Linked DNA regions of Homo sapiens: region 2 is linked to region 1. A link is a loop called in an ENCODE intact Hi-C map of the cell type or tissue named here. Cell type or tissue: heart right ventricle. All regions are shown on one strand. Links, peaks and the distances in the headings refer to the core of each region. The heading gives the core; the rest is flanking DNA.

Evidence for each region. Hi-C counts contacts between places; a loop is a spot of excess contacts. Peaks named below come from ENCODE experiments on the same cell type or tissue, not always from the same donor. Only the 100,000 strongest peaks of a DNase experiment are listed, where the experiment ranks them.
Region 2: it touches region 1 in a loop (6-fold over the local background); 3 of 110 quality-filtered maps call a loop at or near these places.

Annotation. Positions count from the first base shown.
Region 1 is chr2:144,516,689-144,524,322 of GRCh38, forward strand. It overlaps ZEB2 (zinc finger E-box binding homeobox 2), which reads right to left and starts at 3,431. Exons shown (of 10, transcript NM_014795.4): 1 at 3,251-3,431; 2 at 590-731. The coding sequence starts at 662. ZEB2-AS1 (ZEB2 antisense RNA 1) reads left to right here and starts at 2,926. Exons shown (of 4, transcript NR_040248.2): 1 at 2,926-2,986; 2 at 3,271-3,422; 3 at 3,527-3,597; 4 at 4,066-4,211. It overlaps LINC01412 (long intergenic non-protein coding RNA 1412), which reads left to right and starts at 5,180. Exons shown (of 3, transcript NR_110570.1): 1 at 5,180-5,238. It overlaps LINC02993 (long intergenic non-protein coding RNA 2993), which reads right to left. Exons shown (of 2, transcript NR_136320.1): 2 at 6,856-7,140. RefSeq lists an enhancer at 660-1,161. In heart right ventricle, for the core only: a CTCF peak has its summit at 3,556; DNase peaks (open chromatin) are centred at 1,803 and 3,563; H3K4me3 peaks cover 4,858 bases; H3K27ac peaks cover 5,000 bases.
Region 2 is chr2:145,078,626-145,086,259 of GRCh38, forward strand. All of the region lies in intron 3 of LOC100505498 (a long non-coding RNA gene), which reads left to right. Among named protein-coding and RNA genes, the nearest start is that of LINC01966, 200 kb to the left of the region's middle. In heart right ventricle, for the core only: no CTCF peak of the experiment used is centred there; no DNase peak of the experiment used is centred there; H3K27ac peaks cover 1,799 bases.

The DNA of each region.
Region 1 (7,634 bases), core at 1,516-6,515:
TCCCACCCCGGGGTCTGGGCGCGATGGGCCGGGCCCCGCTGCCCGCGGACCGTTACTTGGCGCACCGAGAAGCGGCCGGGCGACTCCGGCAAGAAACTTTAAGCCTCGCTGAGGCGCAGACCCGGTTCCCCTCTCCTGCCTTCGCAGTCTCTCTGCCACCCCCGCCCCCGCCCCGGGATCCTGCGCGATCCAGCGCCTGGGCCCCCGCCCTGCCCCAGGCGGACGCTCCCGAAGCCCGGCCGGAGACCCGGCGGGCCGGGCGCGAGCGGAGCGGGAGGCGGAGGCGGAGGGAGGGCGGAGGCAGGGGCTCGAGGGGGGCAGCGGGGCTGGGGGCGCGGGGCCCCGGCCGGACCCCCGCGCTCGGACCCCCGGGTGCCTGACGCTCACTTTGCCCGGCACTTCCCCAACACCCCCCGGTCCAGCCGCCGCGCGCGCCGGGCTCCGGCGCCGGCCGCGGAGGGAGGCTCGCCCTAGAGCCCTGGGCGCCGCCGCCGCCGCCGCCTCGGTTCCTTTTCCCTTTCCCCCTCCTTCTCCCTGGGTCTCGAGCCGCGTAGTGGCCCGGAAAAGTTTGGTTCGGGCTGCTTCTTACCGTTTTTCCTCCTGGGATTGGCTTGTTTGCGCCTCTTGCACCGGGGGCCATCCGCCATGATCGGCTGCTTCATTGATAAGAGCGGATCAGATGGCAGTTCGCATGGACTCGGCGCCCTGCTTCGGCAGCACGCAGGCTCGATCTAGCAACCAAACACAGCGACAATGTGGGCATCGCCCGCGCCCATTGAAACGCGCGCGGGCCGCCCAGGGGAGCCGGGCCAGGGCCCCGGCGAGCACCCATCCGCGCCCCCCAACGCCAAAGCGAAACTTCGGCGGCCCCCTCCCCGCCCCCCACCCCCAGCCTTGGCCCCGAGGCGCTTTGTGTTTGTTACTGTTTGGTGTGTTGCACCCGCGAGGGGATCAGAGAGACAAGAATTACATCTTCAAAATGAGTCATAACTCCTGACCGTATGAGGGAATGCACACGGCGGTACAGTAAGACCGCTTGACTCAGGGCTAGGCGGACCCTTTCCTTCGAAAAGTCCTCAGCCCCCGGCTCGGGAACTTGGGGTGAGGCGAGGTTTTCTTTTCGTTCTCATCTTTTCTCATCCCCCCACCCCCCAATTCCCAGAGGAAACAAACAAACAAACAACGCGAAACAGCCCCTGGATGAAGCACACTCGGGCAAATTGATAATAGTAATTATAGGAAGCCCACTCGCCCAGCGCCCCCTCCCCTCCCCTTTTGGAGTTTATCGAGGCACTGTCTCTTCCTCCCCCCACCCTCGCCCCCAAATTAAGATTTCCCGTTTTACGCCGCAATGATAAATATAATTATAAGCCTCTTTGGACACTGTCCTTTACCCCACCCCCCCTCGCCACTTTGACAATATTTACTTAAGTATTTCCCCCCACCTCACTCACACACATGCTCCCCCACACTGGTTCCCTTAAATAGTTCCAGTAGAATTTTTTTTTTCCCTTAAGAAAGGAAAGAGAAAGTCCAACCACTACGGCAATACTTTTAAGCTCTACTAAATGATCGTATCCTTTCTGGCTTCGAAACTTTTGTACCTAAAAATCGAGAGAGGCGCTGCATTTTTTCAGTTGAAACTGTCAAAACTTGGAGAAGGGGGACCTCGGAGGCAGGCAGGAGAGGAGGAGAATCCTGAAAACTCGGTGGAGGTTGGGAAGATGCTGTGCCTCGAGGATTAGTTTAAACAGGGGGCTATAAAAGATGTAACAGATGCAAACTGTAACACAAGGGCCATTAACCCTTTCTCTGCCGGGCACACTCAGTCCCCACGCCCCACACCTATTGTCTCCTGTGCTAGAAGCTTTGCAGAAAACCTGGAAAGTGAGTATCAGTTTCCACACATTTGCTGAGAGGGGTGAAGGGAGGGGGGCAGAGAGAAGGGGAAGTGGATATTTTAGAAAGCACCTTAAATTTACCTAGGCATACATAGTAGGAGACTTTTAAGTTTGACATATTTTATCATTTCTTTCCTTGTCCTATTGATTTGAAATTGTTAGGGGAAATCCTGAAATAAAGAAATGGTCACACAAGTGTCTGGGATGAAACAGCTGGCCTGTCTATATTCATCCTGAGACACACGACTGCATATAAATACATGTTTAATAAAGTAAGTTGCTAGTTTTATGGGCATGTGTGTGTGTGAGAGAGAGAGACAGGGCATTTGTGCTGTAAACTTTATCTTTGCCTGTTACTCCTAAGTCTGGAGTTAGTAATCTTGCCTTCATCATTACAGGGGGAGCATGTAAAATATATCAGTAGGTGGGAGATAAACACATTCATGTTAGCCGGGCTCATCACTGTTCCTGGGAACTCCTGCTATCTCTCTCTCGACTTTTCAGTGCCAAAGTATGGAATGGGATATATGTGTGTATGTGTCTTCTATTAAATCCATGTCTATATTACTTTGCCACTAAAAATACAATTTTAAAAGTTATCCTAATTTAAAACCCTGATATCCTGACAGCAGTTTTCTTCCCAGCTGTAGTGCCCCCCCCTCCACTTTGGTAAACGACTCAAGTTCCATGAGGACTTTCACTTCTTTATTTATAATCACAGAAGTGAGGTGTTACTTCACACACATACACACACAAAGAATGAAATAAAGAAATGAAACTCGCTAAGCAGACAAAAACAGACAACTTTCTGCTTAGAAAACAGCCTTCTCGGTGGGAGAGGATGAACTGCCATGTCTAAGAGAAAGACTTGCCCCCGAATTTGTAGGTCTGTAACTGACCAAGTTTTGTAATTATTAACAGGTATTTGCCAAGTCCTAATTGCTGAATATAATGAATTGGAACTAGATGCGAAAATAGAGCAGGACCTCTCCCCTTGATGAGTTTTTATTCCAGCCATATAATTCTCAATAAAACTTTTCCTGGGCTGGATAGCAAAGGACACCTTTGGTTACCTGAATGAACAGGTACAGGGGAAATTATTTGGGGGAGGGAAAAAGGAGAGAAAAGCAAGGAGAGAGAGTGTGAGTGTAAGAGAAAGCGAAGAAGCCACTCTTGAGAAAAGCTTGCCATAAAGGAGCTAAACCCACCTGAAATTCCTACCCACGGACACCCCTTCTCACTTCAGACTCACATCCCCACTCAAAATGAGAAAATTAGAAAAGGAGGATGGAGGACGAGCACACCAAAAAGGGATAAAAAGAGAGAAAAGGGGAGGAAAAAAAACCTACCTGCGAAGTCTTGTTTGTAGTTTTGGCCAGAAATGGTGAGAAGAAAAAGCATGAAGAAGCCGCGAAGTGTGGGGGAGAAAAAGGTGGAAGCGAAGAAACAGCTCCCGGAGCAAACTGTACAAAAACCTCGCCAAGAGTGTCGGGAGGCAGGACCGTTATTCCTGCAGAGCAGGTTAGAACTGATCTCTTTCGGCCACTCCAGGAAACACAAACCTGGGGACGGACTGACGTGTTACGCCTCTTCTAATGACATTTTTTTCTTTTTCTTTTCTGTAGGAGAGAGACGAGAGACCCTGAAACACGCGCCACCTATCTTTGTGGGGAGGGATAATTGAAGCGCCCTGAGCGTGAGCATCATGTGAAAACGTGATCGCCAAGTTTCTCTCTGGGAAAGGATCTGGGATAGATTATACCTTGAAGTCTCCGCAAACGCTTTAGTGGAAGAAATGAAATTCCACCTCCCTCCCTTCCTCCTCTCCCTCCCTTTCGCCTTCGCCTCCCTCCCCCCTCCCTCCCTTCTCCCCCCCTCCACCCCCCCCTCCCCGCCCGTCAAGCCTTTGGCATCATTATCCTCATCACTAAATCCTACAGAGTACAGGGCGGAAAACGGTGCACACCATTCACAGAACTGGAGAACTCCAAGGGGCGAAAGTTAAAGGGAAAGATCCCGGGTCCTCAATCCAGATAGTCTCTTCTTATACAGATATCTCTAATGACCAGATTTGAGATGCACATCAAATTGTGTAGGTATCTCAGTACAGCTTCTGGAACAAAGTTCTCTGCCCTTTCTCTTATTGTTATTTTTTTCTTTTTAGGTACCAGAGCCAGAAAAAAAAATGCTGCATGGGAGCTGCATCTTAGGGCATGTGTATTAGGGTGTGTGCATGATGAATTTCTGGACTGGATCCCAATATTAAAAAGTAGTTTGGCATTTTAATAAAGGGTCTCTAAGTAAATTAAAATAGAACACTCGGTTGGCCGATCTCTGAATCTCTCTACACCTCGGGGAGACCTCACTACAAAGTAAGGGAGAGTGTGTAGGGAGGCAGGAGGAGAAACGAGAAAGGCCATAGAGAAACTTAGCAGGGAAGGGAGAGCATGATATTAAACGGCATGGGGTCTAAGTTTTGGAGTATATATTTTTTGATATTACAATTAAAGTAAGATTAAAAAGAAAAGACTCCACCTTTGCTCTGAAGGGATTGGTTATGCAAATATGGAAGGGATTTCCTGGAGAATACAGCTTTCTACTGTATGGTTAATTAAATAATCACTCAAAAGCTTCCAACGTGACGCTTCTGTCGTAATCCAATCAGGTTACATAGGTCCTAAACAAGAAAGATATTTTCCACATCTGGAAGTCAGCAATTTAGCAAGTACTGCACATTATTAACCAATTCAGAGCCCACTTCCCAGGGGAATTTTTTTGAAGTTTAAGTGTTCTTAACCAATGCTCTGCTGTTTTGTTAATCAAAAAGCTGGTTTACACTGCACATAATTGGAACTAATATAGAAGTAAATAAAGACAGCCAAATTTGAGGATGCTGAGCACAGGCATTTATCGGAAAAGGAAGAAATCTCCTATCCTCGGATGGTTCAGGCTCAATTTCTTAAATAACTGTGAGACTTTTTTTTTTTTCCTAAAGAGTGAAAGTGCTTGAGAACCTCAGAGCACAAATAAACTTCTAGCCTCACAGCATTTAGGATTCTTCGGAAAGGTAAAGGTGGAGGTGTTAAGAGGACCAGAGAGCTGCCTCACACCAATTTTTAAGCTTTAATATTGTTAAATATGTTACACCCTCCTGTTTCCAGTCTGATGAAATCTGAAACAAATAATACCCTGATCCAACACTATATTAAGATAAACTGCTTTGAACTGTGCTTTGAATGTGTGCCTAAAGCAAGACTTTGAATGCAAGAGTCACTGGCAATTGCACTCAAAGGAGGGACAAGCCACCACATGGGTTGCCACATCCACACTCCCAGAGGTATACGTCTTTGTATTTTGTATTTTTTTTTGCGGGGCGGGGGAGTGGGGTGGGGGTGGTTAATAGCTACCTAGCACGACCACAGCTAGATCTTGTTCTAGGATGCAAGAAAGTAGATTTTCACAGTTGGTTACTCACCTCTTTCCTAATTTAAGTATTTATTATAATGAAAATAGCTGCTGGATAAATTAACTCTCTCCCCCCACCCCATCACAGATAAAGTGTCTATAGAAGAAAGGCATTCAGGATCTTCAGCTTAAAAATTATTAATAAATAAAATCAAAGATTTTCAACATGGGTCAGGCACATTCTTAATTTTATATTTTACATTTCTTTCATTATTATATATCTATACTAAATATATGTGTGACTTATCAAGTTCCTCTTCTGAGATTTAGCACCACTGTTCATGTCCATTTTTCTTCCTCTTCCTTTTTTTCCTCTTTTTTAATTTAAAAGATTGGAATCCAGCTTTCTCTAGACGTTTGCTTTACAGCCACCCTTCCACCACTCCTAAGGAAGAAGGAGCCCTTTGCATAGAGTTATTACAGGCAAGACTCCTCTTCAGGCACCCAGGTAGCCATTGGAGGCTTACAGACCAGACACACACACAAGCATAACCTCAGGTCAAAGGATCCAATCGAATAGCTAACAAAACACTTGTCTTTATTATGTATATTAAATGTCAGGTTACTTAGGATCTGACTTAAAAAAAAAAAAAAAAACCCTAAGTATTTCCATTAAAAACACCTAATCATCTGATTACCCTGGACTCAGGAATTGCTCAAGTGGCAGGAGGCAGTCCCCAACATTTATCACTGGGAGTTCCGACTAGCCAGTATTTGATTTGGGGTGAAAAAGCAGTCTTCCAGGTTCCCATGAAGGTAGATATTTGGATGGTGGCACGGGAAGGGTCTCCGCGAGGGGTGAGCGCTGCGGCTAGGTTGCCTTGCCCCTGGTTCCTGACTGGCACGCCCCTCCCCAGGCATTTGGCCGAGAGAGTTCCCAACGTGGCAGAGGTGATGGGGTCGGGAGGAAGCCGGAATATAAATTTGTTCCGAACACTCCCTCAGTCCGAGGGCCAGTTCGGGGACAATGGGGATCGTGGGATCAGGAGGATGCAGGAGCACAGGACGCAGAGAAAAGTCGAGAGAGGACTGGGGGCTGCTGGCTTTCGGCTCCTCACACAGCAAAATAAGTCCTGCAAATGAATCTCTCCTTCTCTGTCTTCCCCATTAATAATCCACTTCGAGATTAGCGCAGACGAAAGAGATTAAAACAACAGATACACGGAAATGTGAAATAATATTGCAATCAACATTGAAGGGGGAAAAATAATTCTTTGGGGTTTCCATGGGCAAAACAAACTACCTCCCTCAGGATTCCCTCCACCCAGGCAGGGTGAGAAGGATGCACTTTTGTTTTCCAATTCCCTCCAGCCAGGACCTGGTGCCTGTCCCCCCATTCACCTCTCAGTCTGTCAATTTCCTCAACTTTCACAGCCGCTCCCCCCTCCCCCCGCTCAGCTTGGCGGCCCAGATGCCCGAAGAGATACAATGTTTCTGCCCTTGAACACACAGGCTGTAGAAGGAATTCGAATTTGGCCACAGCTAATGATTTTTTTTAAAGCAAATTCTGTTTATTTTGTACCATGTGGAGAAAATAAAAAAAGGAACCTATTCTCGTTTTGAAATGAAACTGATCTTTCATCTAGAGGAATTATTCGACCTTGTGTTGTGACTCAGGAGGTGGGCAACTTCTTTTGGAGTTGCAAGCAAAGGGTGATAAAGGGGACCCCTGGACTGGGTGTGTGTGGAGGAGGTGGGGGGCGGCAGGGGTCCAAGCCAAGCCAAACGGTTTTCTCACGTGCAGACTCGCAATCCAATCCATTCGGAGTTGAGCCTAGGATAGGAGGGGAAAGTCTATTAAAAAAAAAAAAAATCAGGAGCATCTCTCTGAGAAGCCCTTTCAAACAAAACCAAAACAGGACCAGAGAAGCTCAGACCGTCCCTAACATCCCTGCTGCGAGACCCGCAGGCTGTGGAATCTCGCACGTCACCTGGCCCCAGCAGGGCGGCCAGCTGAGGGGTTGATTTTATTTTATTTTTTTGAAGTAAAGGCTGAATCTCGGCTTCAGGGCTTTTGCCAACGTCTCCACTGACAGGAACCAGCAAACTTCAGGACCCAAATGAGCATCTTAATTTATTGATGCTAAACAGGTCTGGTTGTTGTCCCCAATTTTCCGCGCGCTCTGCCACTCCCCCCCCCACACACCCCGCCCCAACCCCCGCCGCCAGCTTCGGTCCCTGCATTTGATCTCCAGGAAGGGCCCCGCTGCACAGGCGGAGGAGCGCGTCGCGGGGGGGGGCGGTGTTCGGCCCCCTCCCACCAGACCG
Region 2 (7,634 bases), core at 1,712-6,711, 560 kb after region 1:
GGCCTAAAAGGAAGTGTCAGTTTCCCAGAAAACTTTTCCTCACCTCATTCCCTCATCTACATCAAATCCCCTGACAGACTGTCTTATAGTGTCTTGTGCTTTTCCTTCACAGCACCCAACACTGGTTGTGGTTATACTCATATTTCTGAGATCATTGTCTTAATGTCACTTTCTCTTGGGACATTAAGAAAAAATTTTGGAAATATACATGCTACTTGAGGGCGAGGGACAGTGACGTTTTTTCAACCTGGCCTGGACTAGATGTTTATGAAAATTTACTGAATAAATGAATGCATCAATTAAATATTTATTGGGTATCTTCTGTTCAGCACACTAATTGTCTTGAAGGAAGAAAAAACAGATTCACTCAAAATAAGTTGAAACTTCTAAACTACCAGACCTCTAAACAATTAGAGGATAAAGGATGACAGTAGGCAATTAAGTGCTAAAATGTGTGGTACAGAGTGAAACTGCTAGAGGAATGCTAGGGAGGAAGAGATCATCTGGGGTTCCAACCACTAGGCGAGTCTTCCCTGAATAGGTGGGGCTTCCATGCACATAGAATTTGGTCACTTCAAACAACAAATATAATTTTTTACTCTCCCATAGCCAAGCCTTAATTATAACAATTATTGATTTTTTTTACAGCAGTTCTTTTGTGGTTGTAAAAGGCTTCATAAATATGTTATTATTTAAAATTCCTTTTTCATCTTGACATAGTCATATGTTTCTTTGCTTTTTGTACCACTGGTTTGAGTGACATCAGGAAATACTGCTTTTGCTCTAGAGAGACTGTCCTAAATTGGAGCCTTCAGAAGGAATGGCGTTCATGGCACCAAAGTGACACCCCCTTCCCACCCCCAGCAGCAGATGAAATATTTCAAAGGGGACATCTGCCACCACCAGTGAGATTTTACGGAGTACCCACACATGTAGACTCACTAAAGTGGGCATGACAGCTGAAAAATATTAAAAGTGTGTGTGTTTTTAAAAACAACTTATGGTTAGGAATTAAGAAATGACTTTTAAATAAGAACAGAATTTTTTTTTTTTTTGCAAGTGTATACTTTTTTTTTCTTTTTTCTTTTTTTTCTTTTTTTTTTTGTTGAAGACCCCACACTTGCAAAACCTTTTAGGTCATGTGTTTGCTTTACGAAACATTTGGCAAGTAATAGGTGCCATGGGAATATATCCACTCCATCTGGAATCAGCAGATCCTCCTGGTTTCACTGTACCTGAATTACCACCAGTCCCCATGGCTTACAAATGTTTTTGTTTTCTGTCTTTAATAAATTTTGGATGCAATAATTAAATGGAGGAGTCTTAGTAAAGTCAGTTCTTCCTTAACATTTTGTAAGGCAAATCTTAGGGAAGAAAGCAAATGCATATTTGCCAATTTGATGTTTACAAAAATGAAACCTGCATGGAATGGAATTACTTATTTTCTCAGAAGAGCATTTCCTTTCATAAAATGAAGCCCAGTGAATACACGTTATTTTTGACCTAGTTCCCCCCCACCCCACCCTAGTAGAAAACTTTTTAAAGGCATTTAATTTTATTTGGATAATCACAAGTTATGGGTCATGTTGTCCTAACTTTTATGTTCCTTTTAAAAATTGAACAGATATTGAAACTGGAAAGAGGATTTCGTTATCTGATCCATTTATGGTCAGAGCAAGATTGTTTCTTGCTATATATTTTTGGATTTTTAATTTTTGTCATCAACTGAGGATGGTTATATCACTTCACAAATAGCTTTCTAGATTTCCACTGCTTTAATCATTTTGTTTTGCTTTGCCTTGCTTTATTTTGCTTTATTTTATTTTATTTTATTTTATTTTATTTTATTTTATTTTATTTTAAGGGGGAGGTCATGTACAAAATCAGGCTTATAATCTCACAAATACAGCATCCCTTGTTTGATATTTGGATCTTTCTTCTTTCATTTTGGCAAGAAATACTGTGGGAATAAGTGTTTCTGCCAAGTATCAGTTATTTAAATATTTCATTATCTCACAAAATAAAAAAGAAGATGGAAAAAAATAGCTTCTTTAAGACAATTGGACAAAGACAAATTCCTGATCTATCTGAAGCCCGAGTTCTTGCCCTTTCTTTAGAACACTAGACTTTTTAGAAAGTCCCTTTTAAAAGTTTTGAAAGTATTCATACTATTAAATCCAGTTATGACAATTGAAGATAGTTTTCTAAGAAACAAATCTTGGTGTCAAAGAAAGAGCTTTCTTCCTATGTAAGCAAAAGCAAAACAAAATGGAATAGCAACAACCAAGAAAAATATAATAATAAAGTATTAACCTTAATACATTATTATTAGGAGGAAGAAAACACCGCACACACACACACACACACACACACACACACACACACACACAGGCACAATTTTTCATTGATCTTCAATAGCTCCTCTTTCTTATTACACATATCTTACTATACTTATATGTCTAATTGAAAAGACTCAAAAGACCAATAGTGATAAGAAGAACTGGGATTGTGTGTGTGTGAGAGAGAGAGAGAAAGAGAGAGCAAGCAAAAGAGAGAGAAAGCAGACTGCACAAAACCAAATATCCCGTATGGAAATTAACTATTTTTATGTGCTAAAACTTTTTGCTTAATTGCTGCAAAATACAACTTTGTATTTGGTGATGAGCTTATAAACCTGAAGATTTTGGCTGCTAAAGATAGTAAAAATCTAAGTATATCTAAATAGGTCTAGTTTTACTATTAACAATATATTATCTGATGTATCTGGCAAGAAACATTTCAGCCAGTTGTGGTGGCTCAGCCCAGAAATCCCAGCACTTTGGGAGGCCGAGTTGGGCAGATCGCCTGAGGTCAGGAGTTTGAGACCAACCTGGCCAACATGGTGAAACCCTGTCTATACTAAAAATGCAAAAATTAGCTGGGCGTGGTGGCGGGCACCTGTAATCCCTACTACTCAGGAGGTTGAGGTAGGAGAATTGCTTGAACCCAGGAGATGGAGGTTGCAGCGAGCCAAGAATGCGCCACTGCACTCCAGCCTGGGCAACAGGGCAAGACTCCATCTCAAAAAAAAAAACAAAAAAAACAAATCATTTTTAATAAAACACATTTATAGTTTGTATTTATTTCATGTACCACTTTACAATTGTGGCATCTATATCTTTATCTACAGGCTTGCCAAAACATAACTTAAAAAAAAAGTAAAAGAAAGAATACATTTTGCAAATGGAATCTTATAAGAATATTGCCTATAATGGTGAGGCATTTAAGATTGCTTCTTTTGGATCGAATTCCAGGGACTAATTATTGATAGTTTCAGAATGTCCTTGCTTTTAATCCATGTCAGCCATCTGACAAATCCTTAACGTGTATATAAAGGAAGCATATTGTCAATTTCCAGTATATTATTATTTAATTATATTTTAATTTCCTAATGACAGATGGAATCCCTTTATATGCCAGCCTGTTGCTCTATGCTTCAGCTTAAATTCCTATGTTAAAATAAAGTGAATTCTTCTATTTCAGTCTAGAACAATAGTTTTCTGAACGAAGGGGATTGAGCCTGAGAAGCTGGAAATATTCAAAACACTTCTGCACAAAATTCCGTATATGCCATTGGATATAATTTGAATATCAGTAACTTACACATCAGAGCTATGTCAAATATAAAGCTCTAATTTTAGGCCAGGTGCGGTGGCTTATGCCTGTAATCCCAGCACTTTGGGAGGCCAAGGCAGGAGGATTACCTGAGGTCAGGAGTTCAAGACCAGCCTGGCCAAGATGGTGAAACCCTGTCTCTACTAAAAATACAAAAATCAGCCAGGCATGTTGGTGGGTGCCTGTGATCCCAGCTACTTGAGAGGCTGAGGCAGAGAATTGCTTGAACCCAGGAGGCAGTGGTTGCAGTGAGCCAAGATCACGCCATGCACTCTAGCCTGGGGGACAGAGCTAGACTTCATCTCAAAAAAAAAAAAAAAAAGGTCTAATTTTAGTGGTTGGAAAATCATATTTTAGACATTGTTTTTTAGACATTTTTATTTAAAAGCTTTCAATAGCTTACCCTTTCAATAGCTTACCCTTTTACTTTTTATATAACATGTCTCTATTTTTAAAATATAAAAGGAATACTCTTTTTTCTTGTCTTTGAAAACAAATTAAGGAATAAAAGATTCCTTTCGGCATAAATACGCATTATTAGACTTAGGAGAAAAATGTAAGGTTAAGTATAGTACCAAATTTTTAGTTCAAGATGTTTTGTTTGTTTGAGACAGGATCTCGCTCTGTTGCCGAGGCTGGAGTGCAGTGGTGTGATCACAGCTCACTGCAGCCTCGACCTCCTGGGCTCAAGTGATCCTCCGGCCTTAGCCCAGCAAGTAGCTGAAACAAGAGGTGTGTACCACCATGCCTGGTTAATTTTTATAGAGACAGTTTCACCGTGTTGTCCAGGCTGGTCTTGAATTCCTGGTCTCAAGCAATCTACCCTCCTCGACTTCCTAAAGTGCTGGGACTACAAGAGTCAGCCACCATGATCACTTTTCATACCTGAAAAGATTTTGCTTATTAGACCGCCTGTTATGCATATAACTTTATTCAGTAGCAATTTTTTTACTTTTATTATTATTTTTAGTGGACATATAATGATTCTATGTATTTATGGGGTACAGTGTGATATTTCAATACATGTATGCAATATGTAAGCTCAAATCAGGGTAATTAGCATAGCCATCACCTCAAACATTATTATTTCTTTGTTTTCTTGGAAACACTTGAAACCTACTCTTCTAGGTATTTGAAAATATACAATAAATTGTTGATTATAGTGACCCGATAGTCCCATAAAACATTAGCACGTATTCCTCCTATCCAGCTGGAGCTCCTCATCGGTTAACCAATCTCTGGCTATCCCTCTCTTTCCTCTACTTTTGCCTGCCTCTGATAACTACTATTCTACTGTCTACTTCTATGGAATCTACATTTTTAGCTTCTGCATATGAGTGAGAACATGTGTTGCTTCTAAAGATGAAAAAAATGCGAGTATATTAGAGATTATAGAACAGACTCAACCCTTATAATACCTGTGACTTTAGCTTATACTTACAGGATTTTCTTCTCAACAATTATTTATGGGGACAATCCTATGAAACCCAGTTATGGTAAAACTCCAGTTTGTACGTTTTCATATGCTAAGGATCAGGGGAAACCTTGGGCAAGATTACACTCCACAAATCTTAGATGACACAAAATATTAAGTTATGAAAATTATATATATATGTTATATATGTTATATATCTTATATATACATATGTTATATATACATGTTATATATATATAAAAGTGCATCTGACTTTATTCATAAAACAGGTTTAGTTATTTGTAAATCTTTAAAAATAGCTTATTCTCTGGTATTATGACCCAGAAGATCTTCCATGAAATAAGTAAATTTTGAGACATTCTCCTTCTATGAGTTATGGTTTTAGTAACTAATGAATTATCTCCTTGTCTGGGATGTCTTAGTTTAGTCACACACACACACACACACAGACACACACACACACACACAAACTTGGTATCTTTTTAAAAAAATTTATGTTGGTCAAGGCATTTAAAATGTGGGATATGGGAAGAGATGGATATAACATTTTGAGGCCTGAAAAGTATGAAGTTTTGGAACCTCCCCCTCCCCTGAGAAGAAGAATGCAAAATTATAAATATAAAAATAGGTACAGGATCTTGGAGGCTATCTTTGCTAGTGAGGTGCCGAGATGCTGAAGCTTAAAGATTAAGGCCTTTCCGTGAAGCTTCAGATTCTTTTCTCATCTCCTTTTTTCCTCCTGCACTTTATTCCCAAGGGGAAGAATTAACGTTGATGGTCAAAGACATTTATAATGCTAATGTGTTAATGTACTAGTCTATCTATCTGTGTCTCACTCCCTCTCTCTCATCATTTCTCACTCACTCTCTTGCTCTCCCTCAAACTCAGTTGTCTTTTTGTAGATTTTTAAAAATCATACCTTCCTTTTCCTGCAGTTTTAGGTTGGGATATATCTTGAGAAGACCTGGGGTGGGACAACTATGGTTTTTATTGAATAAGAAACTTTTACTTTCCCCTTTCTCCCTTGAGGTACTTTTCTTTGTACTCATTATTCCTTGTCATTGGGGTTTTTAGATATAGGAGACTAAGACTCTTTTAGGTATAGAGTTTAGGTCAAATGTCTCAAACCCAAAGCCAGGAGTGTGATGAGAATGCAGAAAATAGACCTGGAGTAAGAGAAAAAATGAGCGACAGAGGCTGGAATGTTTGCCTTCTGGTCAGAGCAGCCCAGATGTTCCCCGATAGGCAGTTGATTCTAGCGGTGCAGATCTTTGTTTTCTGTCCCCAGAAAAAGAAGCAGTGAGGCTTTGAAAATAAGAGACCAGCTAATTTTTAATGTTTGCAAGCAATTTAGTACGTCTAACAATACACTGACAGCCAAAACCTATATGAGCCTGTTGCAGTGAATGGTCATCAATTTGTAATCTAAAATCTATAGGCAAAGGGGAAAATGGGATTGTCAGTGGATTTGGGCTGCTTAATTCTGTCTATAGCTTAGGGAAAAGGAATCTCCTTATGGCCAGCATAGGTGTTCAGGGCTTTTGTCTACTACTTCTGAGGAATGAAGAACATGTATTCGCTTAGCCACAGCCACTGCACATATATATCTTCTGGAGAGATCTCAGGTGAAGTGAAGATGGAGATAGGACTGAGAGGAAGTGGCTGGTGGTAGGACAATATTCAGGCATTCATGATCTTAGATTTCTAATAAAATACCATTTCAATTCTACCTTACAGGGTATTAACTGCCTGTACTTTCTCTTTAGGAGATTTCTGCAGCTTATTCTTGGGATTTAATTTATAGAAACTATTTCTTAACCCTGTAGCTGAGGGATTTTATGGTTTCCAGTACATCCAGGACTGCCATGCTATTGAGGATTTTCATATTCCCACATTAAATGTAGAGAGGAGCCCGATTATACAGAATGCTTTTCCTGTCATTTGGCCTCTTGACATTTCCCGTATGTTCTATAACTGAGCCTGGCAGGGATTTTGTACGTAGTTTAAATCACTTAAAAAAAAGCAGGTCTGGAATCTCATTTCCTTTTTTCTCTAGGGAACATCCATGTTCTAAATTGACATCAACACATGATAGAAATTGGTCACTCCCTGATATAGTCTTTCAGGAATTTTTGCTATTTTAAGGCCTATTATTATTTCCAGCAGTTGCTACTTCATAATTCAGCAAAATACAGTCATCCAGAACTGTCTGACATATCAGTAGTTCTGTTCCTGGCCTTAACTCCCTGGTAGCTAGCCCTGCCACTTAACACAGACATGATAGGGGGCAAGAGCTTATGGGCTTTGAGTCTAAGAAAAAATGTAGTCCAATCTGTTTCCACTCCTCTCTCTTTACTTTTCCTAGGAATCTAGGTTTGTTTGGTAACTCTCAGCAGCCTTATCTGAATGGAGTCAATCAAGTTTTTAGACTGCATCCTGCCTCTGCCAGTCTAACTGCATCTGCAACAATTTTTTTGTGTGTGCAAAATGAGGGGTGAGAACAGTGAAGACAGTGAAGAAGAGAACAGACAAAGAAAACTCACAG